Regions from separate parts of the Homo sapiens genome. Here region 2 is linked to region 1. A link is a loop called in an ENCODE intact Hi-C map of the cell type or tissue named here. Cell type or tissue: PC-3. All regions are shown on one strand. Each heading gives the region's core, and the rest is flanking DNA. Links, peaks and the distances in the headings are about the cores only.

Evidence for each region. A loop is a pair of places that touch in the nucleus more often than their neighbours do. Peaks named below come from ENCODE experiments on the same cell type or tissue, not always from the same donor. Only the 100,000 strongest peaks of a DNase experiment are listed, where the experiment ranks them.
Region 2: a loop joins it to region 1, with 6 times the contacts of the local background. A loop is called at or near these places in 20 of 110 quality-filtered maps.

What each region holds. Positions count from the first base shown.
Region 1 is chr20:58,476,705-58,486,829 of GRCh38, reverse strand. The region is part of intron 1 of APCDD1L (APC down-regulated 1 like); the gene reads left to right. Among named protein-coding and RNA genes, the nearest start is that of APCDD1L-DT, 34 kb to the left of the region's middle. In PC-3, for the core only: CTCF peaks have their summits at 4,949 and 5,155 (motif pointing left); a DNase peak (open chromatin) is centred at 5,159.
Region 2 is chr20:58,639,621-58,649,745 of GRCh38, reverse strand. LOC107985410 (a long non-coding RNA gene) reads left to right here and starts at 111. Exons shown (of 3, transcript XR_005647058.2): 1 at 111-757; 2 at 7,969-8,041; 3 at 8,855-9,623. RefSeq lists an enhancer at 734-1,271 and a silencer at 1,959-2,253. In PC-3, for the core only: no CTCF peak of the experiment used is centred there; DNase peaks (open chromatin) are centred at 1,765 and 4,015; H3K27ac peaks cover 3,934 bases.

The DNA of each region.
Region 1 (10,125 bases), core at 1,465-9,464:
TTAGTAAATTCCTTTGTTTAGAAGGTCATTTAATAGAGTGTAGAGTGATAAATACTTTCAGTATTGTTTATTTGAAAATGTCTTTGTTTTGCCCTTGTTGTTGTAAGAGTATTTTGATGGGTACACAAATCTAGGTTGGCGGCTACTTTCTGTTTGGTGCTTTGCAGGGTCAAGTGTTTATTTCTTTGGATTTTTCTTAATCCCACTTGGTATTCACTGTGCTTCCAGTAGTTTGGTGTCTTTTATCACTTCTGGAAAACTGTTAGACATTTTCTTCACCAATTGCATCTCCTCTACTCTTTCTTTTTTGTTGTTGTTGTCTTTATGGAAGACATTAGTTAGACTTTCTCATGATAGCTCCTATGTCTCTTAACCTCTTTGTCTTAGTTTGCATCCCCTCTCTTTTTTCCCTAAATTTTGGGTAATTTCTTTACACCTATTTTCCATTTCACTAATCTCCTTTTCAACAGTGTCTAATCTGCTCCCTGAACCAGCCACTAAGTTCTTATTTCAACAACGTTATTTTTGTTTCTCAAAGTTTTATTTGTTCATTTTCCAGATCTACTTGGTCATTTTTACAGGCTCATGCTGTTTGCTCAATTTTTAAATTCCATGTTTTACTTTATTAAACATTTCATGTATATTATTCTATATTCTGTGATAGATAATTCCAATATCTGATATTCATGAGATGTTCATTTTTTGCTTCTGCCAACTCTTACTCCATAGTGGATTGCTTACTTGTGTATTGGGTGACCTTTGAGAACTCATATTTATTTGATCTTGATCTGTGAAAAATCTTAGAATTGAAAATAATAATGCTTTCTTCTAGGGATTATTTATATTTGCTTCTCCCAGGAGCCAGGGGCATCAGCAGCTTGGAACCACTCTAGGCCCTGGTCTGCCCAATCTCATGCCACAGTCAAAGAAGACATTGACATCTGTCCTCAGGAGGGGCTCTACAGGCAGGCCCCCCTTAAGCTCACTTTGGGAGCCAGAGAACTCAGAGGCTTCCCTACTTTATGAAAAAGTATAATTTATACCAAATCTAGTTAGGCACAGTGGGGAAGGCCCTCAGAATATTCAGATAAGCTGTATTGCAGAAGCAGAATGCTGATTTGCATTTTTTAAAGATCATGCTTGCTGCTCCGTGGAGAATGAATTACAGGGGCCAGAGTGAGTGCCAGGGAAACAGCGAGAGGCCCCTGTCAGCTTTTCATCTGAAAAATGATGGTGACTTGAGCCAGAGTGATGGCAGTGAAAATAAACAGAAGGGTAAGAATCCAAGTTAATGGAGTATATGCTGATTAACTTGCACCCCTTGTTTATTTGTAGGCACAAAAATGTGCGGTTAACCACAAACCTTCATTAACTTGTCATTTCCCTTCCAATATTCATATGTTAGACTTGTAAAAATGAAAACTTTGCTTTCTATATTTGCTAATATCCAGTGTGGCCCAAGATCTAAGGACACAGGCACTCTTGTACATCACCGATGGAAGATAAATTGAAACAGTATTTTTGGAGGACAATTTGGCCAAATCTATTGACATATTAATGCATATTCAATTTTTCTGTTAAGAATTTCTCCAGTGGAGACCCACAATATTTATACCAAGACATATTTAAAAGGATGTCCAATGTATTGTTGTTTTGATAATTGTGTGTGTGTGTGTGTGTGTGTGTACCACAACCTAAATGACCATTAACAGAGGCTTGCTTAGCTACATCAAGATTCATCTAAATAATGGAATACTATTTTGTCTTTTCCATAAGAGATAAGTCTGAGATGGAAAACTATCTCTGACAATTTAAGTGTAAAAAGCAAAATGCAAAACGATGTGGATAGAAAGATTGCATTCATAAAAAAAAAAAAACTTTAATAGCAGAGATCGGCATGAAACCATTTTCTGGGAGGATGCACAAGGAACTGTTAAAGTGATTCTGTTTGAAGGAAGCAACCAAGGCTTCGGGGTAGGAAGAGACTTGCAGTTTTCATTTTACACCTTTTTTAATACATTTTGAAAATTCCACTGCAAGCCACATATTTCTTTTGTTTGAAGAGTTTAGCCTGTTTTTATTGGACTCTTCTTGATTAGGGCACCGGCCTCCCTGAGTTATTACATCTCCTGCTTCTGCCCCTGCATCATCTCTAGTTCCTCCGCGGCAGACTGTGAATGTGTGAATGTGTGTTAGTCCCCACAGTCTTAAAAAACAAAATCAACCTTCCACAAAGATCGCTAAATCTATTATTAAGTTAAAACAATAGATTTCAAATAATAGGTATAGGATGACCCCATTTTATAAAAATGATAATTGGATAAATGCAGTTATATATGTATAAGAAAAAAAAAGCCTAGAAAGATTTATTTATTCATTCACCAAAAATGTATTGCCCGCCTACCGTGGGCCAGGCATTGTTGTAGAGATGGAAGTTCAGAGGGGACCAGAGTCCCTGTGCTGTGCCTTTTGGCATCCCCAGACTCTAGAAGCTGGAGGGTAATGTATACCAGCAGGTTAATGGCAGTTCATTCTGGGTTAGGTGACTGTGGACGCGCTTTTAAATCATCTTTGTGCTTTTCTCATTTTCTGATTTATTCTTTTTTTGCCCTATGTATGGCATAAAAGAACTTACATAAAAATAATAATTAAACCATTAAGCACAATCTATCTCACACATCTCCCTGGTTTTGACCCTCTTCTCTGTCCATACCCAAATTGCCACACTCATCCATGCAATATTAGGGACACACAGATGCTAAAATGTTTTTTGTTGTGTGTATGGAAATCAGATTTAACTGGGCATCCTGCATTTTATCTGCAACCCTACTTATCAAACAACTTGCTCCCCATTCTGACTGTGCCCCCTCCCCTGGCCTCTGCCTCAGCCTTCTCCCTAGAGCCACTTCCCTGGGGACTCTGCCTCTCCAGAGGCCGGCTTCTCCAGCCCATTATCATCCATGTTCCAGGCTGAGGAGCTGCACCCCACTTCACCTTACAAGGTGGCCTCCCCATCTTTGGCCCCAGCCTCACCTCCTCGCTCATGAATTGAATTGGTACCCACAGGCCCTCTCAAGTCCCTCCTTCCCCAGCCCTCAAATGTGCACGACATCATCCTTAACACAAGCCAGCGGGGGCCGTAGAGCCTGGGCCTCCAACCACCTGTCACCAGGTGCCATTCCGGCCATTTGGCCACATCTGATTATTACTGTTCTGTAACTGAGTCAACATTTCTCTCCACATCAACTAGCTCATTCTCACTTAACTTATTTTTTAAAATAATCTATCCCTCTGTGCCTTAGCCTCATCCTAACAGCAACCCAGGATTGACGTGTCAGTTATTGAATTGAGTCAAAATAGACATGAAATTAATCCAGTGTAAAATGTCCACCATGGACCCCTGGAATGGTGGGCAGTGCCACCCAGGAGGCACAGCCAGCGTAGAAAACACTGCTTTTCAAAGCATACACCTGATCTCACCCCCTGCAAGCTCCCTGCCCACCTCCTGGAGAACATTCCAGCCCCAAGAAGCAGCAGCAAGGCCTCCCTCCGCACCAGCCGCTCTGTGCTTCTCTAGCTCTCCCCATGACAACCCTCCCCACGGCGCCACCATCACACATGGACTAATTACATCCTCCTCCATCTCTCTCTGCTAGTTCACACCTCCCTGCTACCTTTACAGCTCCTGCCTGGAGTGCCCATTACAGCTCTCTCCATCTGTCAAGCAGCTTCTTGTCCTGCAAGACCTCAAGGCACACATAGGCAGTGGGGCCCCTCTGGAGGCCCCTCTTCTCTTTCAGTTCCCTTTGGTAAACTGGACCAGTACTGGGCAGAATAATTGGCTTGGAATGTCAGACCCTGAGCCCTTGTAGATGCCTCTCTGCTCTGCAACCCCATGGCCAAGCACACAGTAGGTGCTCAATAAATGTCGAGCCAAGATCAGGGGCTGTAAGTGCAGATGGAAGGAGGCTAGGGGTTTACAGTTACCGGACCCGGTTTTGAATTTGGGCCTCTCCACCTGTGGGTTGTGTGACAGAAGCAAGATACTGTCAGGCTTTCCCTTCTGAGCCTCCGTTTTGGGGTCTGTAAGATGGAGGCAGTCATCACCCCTATCTGGAAGGTTTGTGATAAGGGTCGAGCAGATCCATGAATGTGGGCTTCGAAGACTCCAGAGCTTTACCAAAAACGTGCATCTTGTTATCGTGGTGGTAACCATGATACTCTGATGACTCACCCGCTGTGGTCATCCAATTAGCACCGCTTTGTCCCCTTCCTGAGCTACGTGCGCTCTTCCGAGGGTAAGAACCCAGCTGGGCCAGGGTCATGAGGGAAGGTGAGAATTACAAGCCTGTTTATTTAACATTTAGGAAGCCAACACATTTTCCTGTACCTTGTCTGCAACACTTAAGCCAATATTTGCGTCTTTGGGATTCTATTTATATGGTAATTTAAAAATAGGGTTCAGACTTATAGCCGGTCTTTCTCCTGAAACTCCGAAAGCACATTAATTTTCTACACGGTAAAATAGTGCAATAATTAAATATTACCATCTATCTTAAAATCTGGTAACTCCTAGCAAAATGGGTTTTCCGAAACATGATGTAGGTTTTCCCACAAAATTGCACTCTAGGGAAATATCTTATTTTGAATGTATGAAAGAGACCACGAACTTAATCTCAATACAATGTAAGAAAAATTGATTTGTTAAATTGTAATAATTTTCTTGCATTTAAAATCTCAGTGCTTCCCGTCGCAGCTGACCCAAAGGCCCCCGTATATGTGTCTTTGGGGAGAGGCCCATGGAGCCGAGATGTCTTGTTTCATTGTTTATGAAGCTTCCCACATGCCCTTTTATGTGGTTCCAACTGGAGCTTTTGTTGTGTTGTTGCAAACTTCTCTGAAAGAGGCGAGGCTTGGTGACCCTTCACCCTTTGCCTTCAGTCTCTAAATACGTTCTCTGCGCGAGTGGAAAGGAAGATCTCCCACGTGGAAGAAAGTTTGGGCACCAGAGCTGGCCTTGGTGGGCTCCTTCTTCCGCAAGGACTGGGTGGAACGAGGGAGGCTGGGTGACCCTCAGCTGGAGGCCGAAGCTGGAGCCGGCGGGGTGAGGGTTCGCCACTGGCTCCCAATCGCCCCAACCAAAGCTCAAGAGGGCCCCCTTGTGGAAGCTCCCAAGAACAGCTCGGTGAGTGGTGTGCCTCCCCCGACGCTGGGGTTCCTCCCAGTCACCCCCGACATCTTTGGGCAGGTCTCAGATCCAAGGGTACTCAATGGAAACCACCATCCTCCATCCCTCTCTCCTCAAAACCTAAATATTTCTGCGGCCCGACAAGATTCTTGGCCCCTCTGGGGAAGATCTGGTGGAGAACCAGTTGCCAAGGCCATGAAGAGTTCAGCCGCTCAAGGGGGCATCCCAGGAGTCCCTCTCAGGCACCCTTTCTGGGTTCTGAGGGGTCTTCGCCATGATGTATACGAACACCTTCGTTCTTATTGAATGTGTCAAAACCTTGTGATTATCTTGCCGAAGTCCTGTTCTATAGAACAATAAAAGCTTCAGCCTTCTGCCAAGAGAGCTAATAAAAGTTCAGTCCAACGGGAGACTCCCAGATACACATTCTGTTTGGAAAACACTGACTCCTAACTACACCGCTTAGGGCAGGCAACAGGACATTCAGTGAGATCTGGGCACATTCAGAACCCCTTCTACGCAGTGATGCTACAAGCTGTCATCATCCCCTCACCGGCTCCTCCAAGCACCAGGTGGGATGTTGGCATCAGTGGACAGCATTGGCCAAGTTTGGTATAAATAATGTCTACAGACCAACGTGCAAGCTGGGAACGCAGGTGCTAAAGTCAAGTTAACGAGGCCTTGTCTCCAAAACACCGGAACATCTGGGTGAAAAGGGAAACGCTTCCATCTGTCACCCTGCTTCCTTGGCTCTTTGGAAGCAGCTGGCCTGTGGCTGGGATGTTCCAGTTTCCAACTGGGTGGGAGCTCCAGCCAGAGCAAGAATAATTAGCATTATCATGAGGCCAAGGGAGAGTTTTCATGTGCACAGTTTTCGTTCTGGAACATTCCTAAACAAACAAACAGAAAAACCTAGCTTATGAGCCAGGCTTGGTGGGCCAGAACTCGTCTCCCCAGGCCCCCATTCCTTTCCCATTCTGTGAACTGTGCACTTCCTTTCCCTCAGCAGGAGTGGCTAAGCAGAGGCCTCGGGGAGTTATCCTCAGTGGCCAGCCGCTTCCTCATACGCAGCGTTTTCCATTGTGGCTTAAGCACATGTCACACAAACATGAAGCAGTCACCTTCTCCAGGTGGTACCAAGCAAGGCCCACCTTTGTCCTCCATCCCGTGGTCCAGACTGACCTGAGACTTTTCATGGAGAACTGGGGGGCCAGTAGCTAACCAAACCCTGTCCCTTTGATCACCTGTCAACCCGCAGCTTCTTAATCCAAAGGCCCTTCTGCTTCTCACATCCTCAGACCTGCTCTGCCAGGTACCCCTTGACTGACTTTCTCGGGCAGCCTTCAACTCTCTGAGTGCACTGAGCAGAGGAGGGCACATTCCACAGGGCTGGGATGCTGAAGGCTGCGGCGGGTGGAGGGTGCTTTGTTTAGAGCATATAATTTCTGTGTTTCCCAAGGTAGCAAAGTCCAACCCATTCCCCAACTTGCCTGCCAGCCCTGAACACGAAGATTCTCGGATTAGGTGGATGAGGAGATTCCATTATAGCCAAATGAGAGACATGTGAGGTATCTGAGGACCAGCCATTCACACCAGAGGTTGGAGGTGGGCTTCTTAGAATGCAAAGTGTGTCTTCATATTTCTGTGTTTGTTGATGCAGCATCCAGTCATAGCATCCAATCTGCAGCCTTCTGGGGGTGTTCTGGTGCAAACCCTGCATGCCTTTTGTGCAGTGACTTCATTGGAAAGTACATCTTTGGCTGCAGCAGTGCTGGAATGGCTCCATTTCCACAGCCGGTCTCTGAAGCTTAATGGCCACGCAGCCAGGGCCACCATCGCAGCCAGCATATCTCCTCCATTTGTAAAAGGCAGCCTCCTCTAATCAAGAGAGGTTATTTTTTGGGTAGGGAGCCATTGCTGAAATTTTTATTTAAAATATGTGTAAGCTTCCTCCAAGTCCAAACTTTCTAGGTGAATTACCTCAAGCTGACGGTTTTGAAATAAACTAGAGGGTTTCAGATATTTTAAGAAAAAAAAAAAAAAAAAAAGCAAATCTTAATCCAAACCTCAGTATATAAAACAGAGCAACAGATAGGGACTGTTTGGGCTAAAGCTGGGTCAAAGACTACATCCTACCCACTGGGTTGCCCTATCTGTTTCAAAAATAACCCCAGGGTCTTCAGAAGCCAACTTGAAAACCTCTGATACAGCAAAATGTGACATGCATGCTCCATCCTTGAGCTAGAGCTCTGCTGTCTAATCTGGCCATGTAGTCACAGGGCACCTGAAATGTGACCTGTCTAAATTGAGTTGTGCTGTAAGTATAAAATATACACCAAGTTCTGAAGACTTGGTATGGGGGGGAAAAGCACATAAAATATCTCATTAATCGTTGTATTTGTTACATGTTGAAATATATAGTACTTGGAGCCGGATAAAATATATCATTAAAATTGATTTTACCTGTCTCTTTTTAGCTTTTTTAACATGGCTACTAGAAAACATGCACCAGTAAAATCACATGCAGGGCTGACATTTATGGCTTGCATTATGTGACTGTGGAGCTAGTGGAGGCTTCCTTGGGGGTGCAGGACCATGTCAGGATCCTGGTTTCACTAGGGCAGGTTCCAAGGGTGAAAAGAGGCTTTAAAGCAAAGCACCTGGCATTCGCTTCTTAGGCCAGATCCAACCCATCTAAGCCTGTGACATGATCTGATGCTCACACACCAATCTCCCTTCACCTACTTCTCTTTCCTCTCTACCTGCTTGGATCAGCCTGGGCCCCCAGCCTGCTGGGAACTCCCTGACTGATCACCCTTTTGCCCTCAGCCAGATTCTTGGCAATCCCAACAGCTGTAAACCTTGTCTTTCTCCTCTCCTGCTTCAAGCCTGACTGTAATGGCCACATCCTGAGGGGTGGGAGAAGGGTCAACAAGGAAGTCACACACGTGCTGCTATGGACCACAAGCCATTCATTCATTCAGCGAAAAGTAGTCATTATAAATAGCATTTACTGAGCACTTAGTCTATGAAGGCATTGTCCTAAGCACTTTCCATGACTTAACACAACAAATATGTATTGGGCATCCCTGAGGCACTGTGCCAGGTGCTAGAGAATCAGCAGTGAGCAAGAGAGATGAGGACCCAGCCCTCATGAGGCTGGCAGACTCGTGGAGTCACAGGCAGAGGAAGGGAGAAATGAGGGAAGGGAAGGGAAGGGGAAAAGGGAAGGAAGGAGGGAGGAAGAAAGGACAGAGGGAAGGAAGGAAGGAAGGAAGGAGAAAAGAAAAAGTTAAGAAGCCTAAAGTGACAGCCCACTAGCAGTGAGCACACCTAGCACCCAGATCTTGGTTTCTAAACACCATTTTCCAATAAAAGGAATCAGAGCTCCTTGGAGAAATGGCCAGTTTCAGGGATGGGACTGAAAAAAATACAAAATGATCCTGGAAGATCTTCTGGCACCAGGAAATGAGGAAGTACTCCCCCTAAAATGACAAAGACATACAGGAAGGACACAGGAGATTAACTGGAGGAGCTCCCAATGGCCAAATCAGGGACAATTTGAGCAACAAAATAAATAATGATAGTAATGTGTTATAACCGATAAAGTAAAATAAATATTCAGGAGTTCATAGTAATATAAATAATTGAATAAAAAGATAAATGGGAGAGAAGGGACAGTACATCTTTACAGCACAATTACTGTTAATCAACTCAGAAAGAGCTGGGCATAGTGGCTCATGCCTGAAATCCCAGCACTTTGGGAGGCTGAGACAGGCAGATCTCTTGAGCTCAGGAGTTCAAGACCAGCCTGGGCAACATAGTGAGACCCCATCTCTAAAAACAAAAATAAACTCAGAAAGAGTGATGGAACTAGAGAATGACCATTTGGAAAACACCACCAATAATAATTGTAGGCAAGAATCATTGACAGTTATCAATAGATGCTAAAATTAGTGAGGGAATGTATAATGAAGTACAAGATATTTCTGTTATCTCTGAGTATATCCCCATAAGGTAATCATTAATCACAGAGAGAAAAGTAGTAATTTAATAGTGGAGAAACATGGTAGATGCCTCCTTAAGCAAGTGATCACAGTCAAGATCACCAGGAATGGCATGATTGCCATGGTGTGCCTCCTGAGATGATGCACTGGGAAAGATACACCATCGCTTCCACAACATTCTTACCAGAAACGCATGAGCAGAATTTACTCACGAGGAAACATCAGACCATCCCAAACTAAGGACACTACAAAATAAGAGCCACTACTCTTCAAAAGTGTCAAAGTCGTAGAAGACAAAAAGAGAAGATATGTCTCAGATTGAAGGAGACATGACAGCTCAATACAATGCAGGATCCTGGACTGGATGCTGGACCAGAAAGGGGACATTAATGGGACAATGGATGAAACTTGAATTAGGTCTGTAGACTCGTTAAGAACACTGTATTGATGTTAACGTCCTGGTTCTGATCATTGCACAATGTCTGCGTAAGATGTTAACCTGTAGAGAAACTGGACAAAGCATACACTAGAACTCTTTCTACCACTTTTGCAACATTTTTGTAAGTCTGAAATTATTTCAGAATGAAAAGTCAAAAAAGTAAACCGAAGTAAGAAAGCAGATAATAAATGCCAGATGTGATGAGTGCTGCACAGGAGAGAAGAGAATGGAGTGAACAGAAGAGGGGTGCCTGGAAAGGATGCACTGCCAGGAAATGCCATTTATGCCGAGATCTCCGCGAAGATGGAGAGCCCAGCACAGAGCAGAGGATGGAACAGCACAGGCAATAGCCTCAAGGCAGCCAAAGGTTTGCCCTTTCAGCACTAGGGACTCACAGTGGAAAAGCACGGTGGGATGGGGTGGATGATCTGGTGGTAAAAAGGCACCCAGTTTCAAAGGGCTTCGAGGCTACACAAGAAAGCTTGGATATT
Region 2 (10,125 bases), core at 996-8,995, 160 kb before region 1:
ACCGGCTCTGGCTTCCGCGCAGCGCGGAGAGCAGGGCGCTCGCCCGGGGACGCTTCGCAGCGGTGGAAGATTCGGGCGACAGGGGACTGGGTCGCCGCGCGGGCCGGGCTGGAGGCTGCAGGGACTTGCTGACAGGCCATCCAAAGACAGAGAGGCCCTGGGGAGGGAAATTCGGGGAGCCCGTGTGCTTAGCGTAGCGCCCCGGGAAATATTTGCCCAATAAGGGAGAGTTTGTCCCCACACTGCGGCAGAACCCCCCTGCGAGCTCTGACCCCAGCAGCACGGCCAAGCCCCCCCAACCCCGCTCCCCCCTTTAGGGGACAGGTATTTGTAAATAACAACTGAGCTGGTCGTCGGTAGGAGAATCAGATTAGAAACATGGTCCCCACTCTCTTCCTATCTCCCCAGCACTCATCACCTCACAAAGCAGGGGGGGACCTGTTTACTTTTCCTGGCGCTCTCCCCCAGGCTAGAACGTGATCTTCTTCCTACGCAGGGACAGTGTTTTATTCATCTTTGTACCCACTGCCATCTCATCTGGCTTGGAACAGGCTCCGGATAAATATTTTTTAAATATGTGCATGAATTAATGAGAGACTCGAGATTTAGTCCCCAAACTCTCTGACCTCCCTCGAGTGACTTTAAGCCTTTAGAGCCCTTATCTGTTAAGAAAAAAAGAAAAAAATGTGGGTTTTTCGTAATCCTCGTAATCCGCGCCCTGTCTACTTCTCTGGGGTTATTGTGAAGATCAAATAAGGTAAGTGAAAACTCTTTGTAAACTACCAGGTGCTGAGCAAATATTATATAGGATGGTTATTCATTCATTCCCTCCGTTCAGGAAGCTTAGCAAAGTAATTCCTGGTCTTGTGTTTCAGCAGATGGTGGTCGCCTTTCCTGGTCAGTCTTAAATATTTATTACAGGACAATCTCATTCTTACATTTAGGAGATCAATCAAGCTTCCATTTCTTTGAGCGAAATGAACACTGCTTGCACACAAATAATGGAAGAAAAATCCTGGTATTCCCAAAACAGCCACCCCAAGCAACCCAAGAGCCTAACAGCGGGGAGGTCAGGAAAATCCAAGAAGTTGGCATAGCAGCCCAAAGGCAGCACCGTGCAGCTCTGACCAGGCCCCAAAGGCAGCACCGTGCAGCTCTGACCAGGCCCCAAAGGCAGCACGGTGCAGCTCTGACCAGGCCCCAAAGGCAGCACCGTGCAGCTCTGACCAGGCCCCAAAGGCAGCACCGTGCAGCTCTGACCAGGCCCCAAAGGCAGCACCGTGCAGCTCTGACCAGGCCCCAAAGGCAGCACCGTGCAGCTCTGACCAGGCCCCAAAGGCAGCACCGTGCAGCTCTGACCAGGCCCCAAAGGCAGCACCGTGCAGCTCTGACCAGGCCCCAAAGGCAGCACGGTGCAGCTCTAAGCAGGCTGTGTTTAGGTATGGGATTGTGTGCCTGAAATAGTGTTAACCAAGAGGGAGCCCAGAGAGGGCATGCACCCCTGGCTCCAGTCACGTCCATGGTCCATGTTCGCCCTGACCCACACTGGAAGGGAGTTGGGGAAGGATGTAAATCATTATATTTGAATGTTCCTTGGCTGTTTTATTTTCCTGTCAAGTGACTTAAGCTTGATTTTTTTTTTTTTTTAAAGCATTCCCCCATGGCCAAGTATGTGTTTCCTTGGAATTGAAATCTAGGTTGATGGTTTTACATTTTAAAAGCTTTCATTGTGACTCATTCTTGGCCTGGGCTAGGATTCGGTAATACTCCTCGGGCTTGGTGAGGCTCCGTGTCCTGTTTCTTGGGCTTCATACCCACTTTCTAACATTCTGCCAACGAATCCAATAAGTCACTTTTGGGGACAAGTGTTTCATTGTTTTCTTGTCATCTCATTCAGTGCAGGAGGAAGCCCCATTGAAGCCAGGCCATGGCTTGGGCAGGTGCAGGTTTTCAAGTACTGAGAGGGGATGGTTAGCTCAACAGGTCAGCAGTGGGACACACACCCTTTGGTGAAAACAATTTAAATGAGATAGGGCTCATGTAAGCCCTTATACAACCTCAGCATAGAGTAAGTGCGCCACAAATGGGCAATATGATTTATTACAGCAGTAGTCTTACTGTTGGAAAGCTCACGTGGGCTCTGCTCTCCCTGGAAGGCATCATAAACTCCAAAGAGAATGGCATGGTATTGAGAACTGAACACTTGGAAATCTAAGCACGTTTCCGAGCTTCTTGTTCTGGACCTTGGGAATCCAGATGTGTCTGCAGTGCACACTCATGTGGAAGAGGGGGCTAAACCATCTCAAAGACACCTTTTAACATTGGTCTTTCTCCCACCTATAGAAAGACAGATGGTTGTTTGCTTATCAAGCAGCAAAAGCCCCCAGGCCTAACATATGTCTCGTCTGCACAGATCTGACAGACAGATTCGGGCCAGGTTCGGGTAACAGGAGTTGTGTGTTCTGTGTCCCCAAATAGTTCCTCAAAACCTTGAGTATTTCCAACAACAGAAAACTCCCTATCTGGGTCTGTCTTCAGCTATGATGCCTCTCCCAAGAAGGGAGACTCTGGAGAGAGGCAACACTTTTGTTTTGTCTGGAGTCCCGTAGCTTTTAATACCAGACAATTCAATACAGTAGGCATTTCTAAAAATCTACCAGTGGCTGTGCCTATCTCTTGCCAGGCACTGCTGAAAGAATGAAACAGCAAAACTCTTGCCTTCAGGGAATTTGCATCTCCACTGTCTCTACCCAAATTCTGGTTCTCATCGTGTACATTTTCCCAGCAGCCTGCTAACAACCACCCGTCTCTTCCCTCCTCATCCTGCAGCCACAGTGACCTTTCCAAAGCATAAATCTGATCATGTCACTGCCTGATTGAGGCCCTGAAACAGCTCCCTCTGGCCCATGCCAGCCGATCTCAAATGACGCTCAGCAGAAAACAGGTGCTCTAAGTTGAACCAAGCTGGGCATCACTAATATTAACTAATGATGGACTTTTCTTGGTTGTCAGAAAAAAAAAAATGAAGCTAATTAATGGAGTAGTCTCCATCTTAAGTGTTTCTCTTCTCGCTTTCTCTTAAACCTTCAGTCCCTGCCACCACTTGGCTGTATTAGAATATAGTATAAGACTAGATCTGATTTATTCCAGAATCATGGATTTCAGTACAATTTTTTTCCCATAGATCAGTATTTCCTGGAGTTCTGCATTTAGGTTTTCTACACTTTCCACATGGCGGAGTGCCCCCTGGGCATTCAAAGCCCTGCCCAACAGGCCCCACCTAAATGGTGAGCTTTTTTCTTTCCAGGACTTGGCTCACAGGCCTTTCTCTGCCTGGTGGGGGTAGTGGCGGGGGATGTGTCTTGCCCCTTCTGCTTGGTGAACCCTTCATTGAAGACAGCACCCCCTACACTGTCAGGTGTGATAAATGTTTGCGGAATGGATGACTGGATGGATTAATGCACAAAAGGTGAGATTAACTATATTAAGTGCTAGAGAATACCAGACAGTCAAGACTCAAAATGGGTGGAGAGATTAGGGCAGTTCTCTGTCCCCCTCGCTCACCCCTTTTCAGCCACACTAGCCTTCCCACCATTCCTCACACCTCCTTAGCACCTGCTTTGCTCTCCTTCCTAGGTTCTTCAAATAACTGGCTCCTTCTCACCACTCTTGTCTCAGACTATTCAATAGAAAGTAATCCTCCTACCCTGTCCACCGTGTGGGGAGAGGACTCTCCTCTCCCAGGGCCCTTATGTCACCATCATACCAGGTGCCTGCCCATGCTTGGTCAAGTTCAAGACTGAAACAATGTCTAACATCGTGGCTTTTGGTCTTTGAGGCCAAGAAGAGGCCTCTTGGGTCACAACACATGCCAGCAAAGCATATCTGCATTTTACTTTTTTTCCAGGATGATGTGGACACATGTGTACTCAAATAAATCAACCCTCCCATCTTAACCATCTCCCTTGGCAGGAACAATAAGTTAATGTGCCAAGCCAGGACTGACCTGGATGACTCAAACCCTGAAAAACATAAAGGAAATCATTGTGTTTTTCCGCTAGCAGGTATTGAAACATAGCCAACTCACTCGTTTCTAGTTTTTTTTCCCATGGCCATGACCACTGACCTGCTCGTGGTAATTTGTGTGATGTGCAAGTGCAGGGCTGGACTCCAGCCTTCTCCAGATGCTGCCTGTGCAACCAGCAGCCCCTTATTAGCTATGTGGCCATGCATGGCTCAAGACTCCTTTGGTCACAAGGGACAGAACCCAAATCAAATGGACTTAAGCTTCAAAGCAAATGTGTTGGCCCAAACATCTATGCGTAGCTGGATCCAGAGGAGGAAACATATCAACAAGGAGTTTCTATCTCTCAGCTCTTTCTTCCCCTGTGCTGGTTTCATTCTCAAGCCAGTGAACCCCAGGAGGTGGCAGATTGCTCTCTGGAAGCTCTGCCCTGTTATCTCACAGGACAGCAACCCCAATAGATTGAAATTTCTCTTTTCCAGTGGTTTCAAAAGTCCTAGAATGGACTCTCATTGGCCTGTCATGAGTTATAGCCTTATCCCTGAATTCATTTTTTTTTTTTTTTTTTTGAGCCAGGGTCTTACTCTGTCTCCCAAGCTAGAATGTGGCGACACAATCACAGCTCGCTGAAGCCTCAACCTCCCAGACTCAGGTGATTCTCCCACCTTAGCCTCCCAAGTAGTTGGGACTACAGGCAGGTACCACCATGCCTGGCTAATTTTTATACTTTTTTTTTTTTTTTTGAGACAGGGTCTCACTCTGTCACCCTGGCTAGAGTACAGTGGCGCTATCATAGCTCACTGCAACCTCAAATGATTCTCCCACTTCAGCCTCCCAAGTAGCTGAGACCATGGACATGTGCCACTGTACCCTGCTAAGTTTTATATTTTTAGTAGAGATGGGGTCCAGGCTGGTCTCGAATTCCTGGGCTTAAAGAATCAACCCACCTTGGCCTCCCAAAGTGCTGGGATTACAGGCATAAGCTACCACACTCAGCCATAATTTTTTATACTTTTTGTAGAGATGGGGTTTCACCATGTTGCCCAGGCTGGTCTCGAACTCCTGGGCTCAAACTATCCACCTGCCTTGGGCCTTCCAAAGGCTGGAATTGCAGATGTGAGCTAGTATCCTGAAATTCTAAACTTAGCCAGAAAGTAGTGATCATCAGATGGGTCAGACCAGGATCACGTGACCACTTCTGAACTCAGGGAGGGTGCCAGGGTCTGATCCATCCAAACACAATGGATTATAAACTCGCCTCTTCTGAAATCAGCGTGTTAGAACCAAGAAAAGTGATGTTGGGTGCTCGCATGCAACAGATTTCTACCTTGGGTCTGTTTTCAACCCACTGTGTGCCCTTTGCACACTGCTATATGCCTCTCCTTCAAACCCACTCCTCTGGCTTCTGGAACTTTGGTCATGCCTGCTTCTCCTCCTTCATCATCCCTCTGAGGCCCAGCCCCCAAATTTTGATTTTCCCCAGTGTTAAGTCCTTGCTTTTCTGTTACCTTTCACCTAACCACAGTGGCAGGTCCCGCCTACCCATGGGCCTCCTGCACACACTCTACCCATGGGCCTCCTGCGCACACTCTACCCATGGGCCTCCTGCGCACACTCTACCCATGGGCCTCCTGCGCACACTCTACCCATGGGCCTCCTGCGCACACTCTACCCATGGGCCTCCTGCGCACACTCTACCCATGGGCCTCCTGCGCACACTCTACCCATGGGCCTCCTGCGCACACTCTACCCATGGGCCTCCTGCGCACACTCTACCCATGGGCCTCCTGCACACACTCTGCCTCTCATTCAGAGCATCCGTGTGGATTTTCCACTGCACGGAGCTGCCTAGGTGTCTTACATGCTCAACAGTGAACCACTGGCTGCCCATCCAAGCATGCTCTTCCTTCTCCTCTATTCCTTATCTTTCATTGGCACCCCTAAATAGAGCCTTTGGTATCATTTACCATCCTTGCTCCCATTTGCCCCCACCACCTGCCAATGTACCACTCAGGACCACATCGTGACAGATTCTGCATCCTAAATATCAACAGTCTGCTCTCCTCTCCATCTTCACTGCTCTTATCACCTCTTTTGCCTGGAAAATCACAACAGACTGTCTAGCTGGTCGTCACACCTCCAGTGCTGGTCCCTGGTGTGGAATGCTTTCCAAACCATCACCTTTGTAAAAATATCAATCTGTTCATGTTCCTTTCCTGATTAGATAACTGCTTTGTCTTCCTACTGCCTATTAGAAAAAAATAACTCTTTAACTTTGCTCTCAAAGCTGGATGTGTCCAGGGTCTTTCCAGCCACCCCTGCCTTGAATCCTGTGCCCTGCAGAACATTCTCTGCATACTCCGTGCTTCGACCTTTTTTTTTTTTTTTTCCAAGACAGGGTCTCGCTCTGTTGCCCAGGCTGGAGTGCAATGGTGCGATCTCGGCTCACTGCAACCTCCGCCTCCTGGGTTCAAGTGATTCTCCTGCCTCAGCCTCCCCAGTAGCTGAGATTACAGGCATGTGCCACCACATCCAGCTAATGAGGTTTCACCATGTTGGCCAGGCTGGTCTCAAACTCCTGATCTCAAGTGATCCACTCACCTCGGCCTCCCAAAGTGCTGGGATGACAGGCGTGAGCCACCGCGCCCGGACTTCATGTCTTCTTGATGGAAATCAAGGCTGATTCAGTCAGACTGTGTCACATTATCTCTGGAAATATGACTGGACAGGGGGTCTGGGTGAGTCTCATTTGATTCTCTCTGGGTGCTCCGTTTCTCCTGAGGAGCTAGCTATTCCAGAATCTGGGGACCCAAGACACATGTTATCTGTGTCTTCCAAAGGAGAGACTTCCATAGGATAGATGTTTTTGGGGTCCATAAAGACGTTAGAGTGATAAAACGTGGTGTAACTGAGAGGTTCATTCTTGCAGAAGCTCCAATCTAGGTAGGGTGCAGTAGGAGGATAAGAGGAGCTGCACTCCAGTGGACTCCCCCATCTAAGGGTGCCTCCTACTGTGACAGTTACCAGCACGATGATTTCCGGCACCTCCGTAGTGCCCCAAGGACAAGGTTGTTAACAGTCGGTACCGGGATCTGACTCAATCCATGAAAGAACCAGTTGACTGACCAACACAGAAGTATGGAGTAGCTACCATGAGCCCAGCCTTGTGGGAGATGCAAGAGTTTATAAAGAAGTTCTGCTCTCAAAGAACTCACAGTCTAGCTGGGGACACAAAACCAACAGACGGGAAACAATTAGTGAGCAACGGAGCTTGAAAAAATATGCCAAAGTGACTATAAAGGCAGCAGCAGTTCAGAAAGGGGAGAGATGATATTTCAATGAAAGCATCTTCATGGAGGAGGTAGGGGAAGACCTGTGCCTTGAAGGATGGAAAAGGGCTTCAGAGAGGGAAGGGTGTTGCAGACGAGAGCAAACAGTAGGAGCAAAGCTGAAGAAGCAGGGCTAAGAATAAGGCAGGCGAGAGAGCCTGACTGATCTGTACGAGCCTGGGCAAGGTGTGGACACATAAATTATAATGGAGCAACCAGGCATGGTGGCTCACGCCTGTAATCCTAGCACTTTGGGAGGCCGAGGCAGGCGGATCACCTCAGGTCAGAAGTTTGAGACCAGCCTGGCCAACATGGTGAAACTCCGTCTCTACTAAAAATACAAAATTTAGCTTGGCGTGGTGCTGGGTGCCTGTTATCCCAGCTACTCAGGAGGCTGAGGCAGGAGAATGGCTTGAACCCAGGAGGCAGAGTTTGCGGTGAGCTGAGATGGTGCCACTGCACTCCAGCCTGGAGCACAGAACAAGACTCTGTCTCAAAAAAAAAAAAAAAAAAAAAAATAGAATGAAGCAAGATTTGGAGGCCCCAAGAGTTAGGGGTTTAAATTTGATGTGTATTGAATTCACAAACATTTATTGAGTATCTACTGTGTGTCAGGTACTGTGAAATTGTGCAGGACATTCACAGATGAACAAGTCACAGGGCAAGTTGGACACATCAATAGCTCATGGTAAGTGTTGCAGTGCAAGTAGCTGCCTAGGAGGCAAAGTGGGGCAACCAGCCAACCCAATTTAGGAAAGATTTAGGTGGGCTTCATGGAGGAGGTGATATTTATGTTAATCCTATAGAGCACTGGAAGTCGGCCAGGTGTAGAAGGGGCAGGAGCATGATCTAGGCACGTGTAAGGATGTTCACTGCAGTGTTGTTTATCCCAGTGAAGAATGAGAAACAATTTAAACATCCAGCAAAAGCAACAAGTTAAACAAATTTGGTCCACCCACATGAAACTTCAGGCAACCTTTAAAAAGAATAAAGAATTTCTGTATATTTTGATTTGGAAAGATCTTCAGAATATAGTGTTAAGAGAAAAAAATCACAAGATCCAGAAAAAATGTATTGTATGCTATCTTACATGTGAGAAAAAAAGAAATATACATTTTGTTGGTAAATGACTAGGCCATCTCCGGAAAGAGACATGAGACATGTGGATAATAGTTGTTTCCAGGTAGGAGAATGAAGAGGGGAGTACAGCTGAGGCTGTGACTCAATCTTGATGTGAAATGACTCCAAAAGGAGGTCTTGCTTAAAGCTTGAGTCTTAGAAGGTGCTGAGGGTTACCCAGGCAGATGGGCAAGGAAGAGGGTTCTGGACAGAGGGGACAGTCCAAATGAGCCCAAGGGTTTAGAGACCCTGATGGGGGCTGGAGAGCAGATAGACTTTGGATAGGTGGCTGATAGCAGGCAGAGGCTGGACCCTGAGATTGGTGTGCCAGATAAGGAGTTCACACTTTAGTCTAAAACCACTCCCTCTCTTCATCCATCAGCGTTGATGTGGACCTATGATGGCTTCAGAGACTATTAACTTGGCCAGGCTCAACTGCATTTCCTGGAATTATCTTTCCTGCATGTTTGCAGTTCAGATGGACCACAGGGAAGATTCTTGGAAGGTTCTTGCAAGATTCAGAAGGCAAGAGAGGCTGCAGCCGTGTTTTGCAGTTGACACACGTTGCTGCTGATCTGCTGACTCACCTCACTGGAGTGAAGCAGCCTGCCACAACACCCGCAACCTTCCCCGGCAACTTCTTGCTACTTTTCGACTCCCAGCCGCGTGTATGTGTTCAGCTCTGTGATGAAGGGCTAGGCTTCTGCAGGACAGCCTCACCACTGTGGTCAGAGGCAACAAGAATAGCCACGGGCTTCAGGCTGCCATCCTGGGGCTCTAGCTTGTGCTCGTGGGTTCTTGCTCTCCCTACTTGACATCTGCCTTTCCTCTCGACTGCCTATCCTGTGGACCTGACACCAGCATCAGACTTGACACGCAGCCTGACAAAGACTGCTTACCCGGTTCCCACAAATGCATAAGCCAATTCTCCATAACAAATCCCATAAAATAATTTACATGTATATAACTCCTATTTCCACTTTTCCAGTTGAACTCCGGCAGATTTACCCATCCTGTGCTAGGCACTGTTGAGGACTCTGAGGATACAATGATGAACAAAACCAGTGTAATTCCTGTCTTCCTCTCCCCCACCCCACCATTCACTTTCTAGGAGGAGGAATCAGAAAATAAACAACGAATAAACAATGCAATCCCAGAGAGTGATAAATGCCAGGAGAAAACCAAAAAGAGTGGCCTGCTCGGACCAGGGGTAGTCCAGGGATGCTTCTCAGAACAAATGGCATTTGAGCTGAGCCCTGAAGGGAAGGAGGGGACAGCTATGCAGGAGCACTCTGGACAAGACGCACTTCAGGGCGATGCTCCTAGGTGGCATGAGCCTGGAGTCTTCGAGGAACAGAAAGGAGCCAGGCGGACCGGAGGGCCTTGAGGAGGGAGAGTGCGCAGGGTAAGCTGGAACCCAAGGCTGGCTCCAACTTTGTTGGGCTTGGAAGACAAAGCAGGGAGTTCGGATTTTACTCTAAGAGCATCCTGGAGTTAAGGGATCTTTCAAAGCTGGCTGAGTGAAAGCCCACACACAACTTTGCCTTTGAAAAGTGGGGATAAAATGTGGTCTTGCTCTGTGTGTGTGTGTGTGCGTTGGGGTGGGGGGCGATTTGTGTCTTGGTTTTTGCCTCGGCGTGACTTACAGACCTT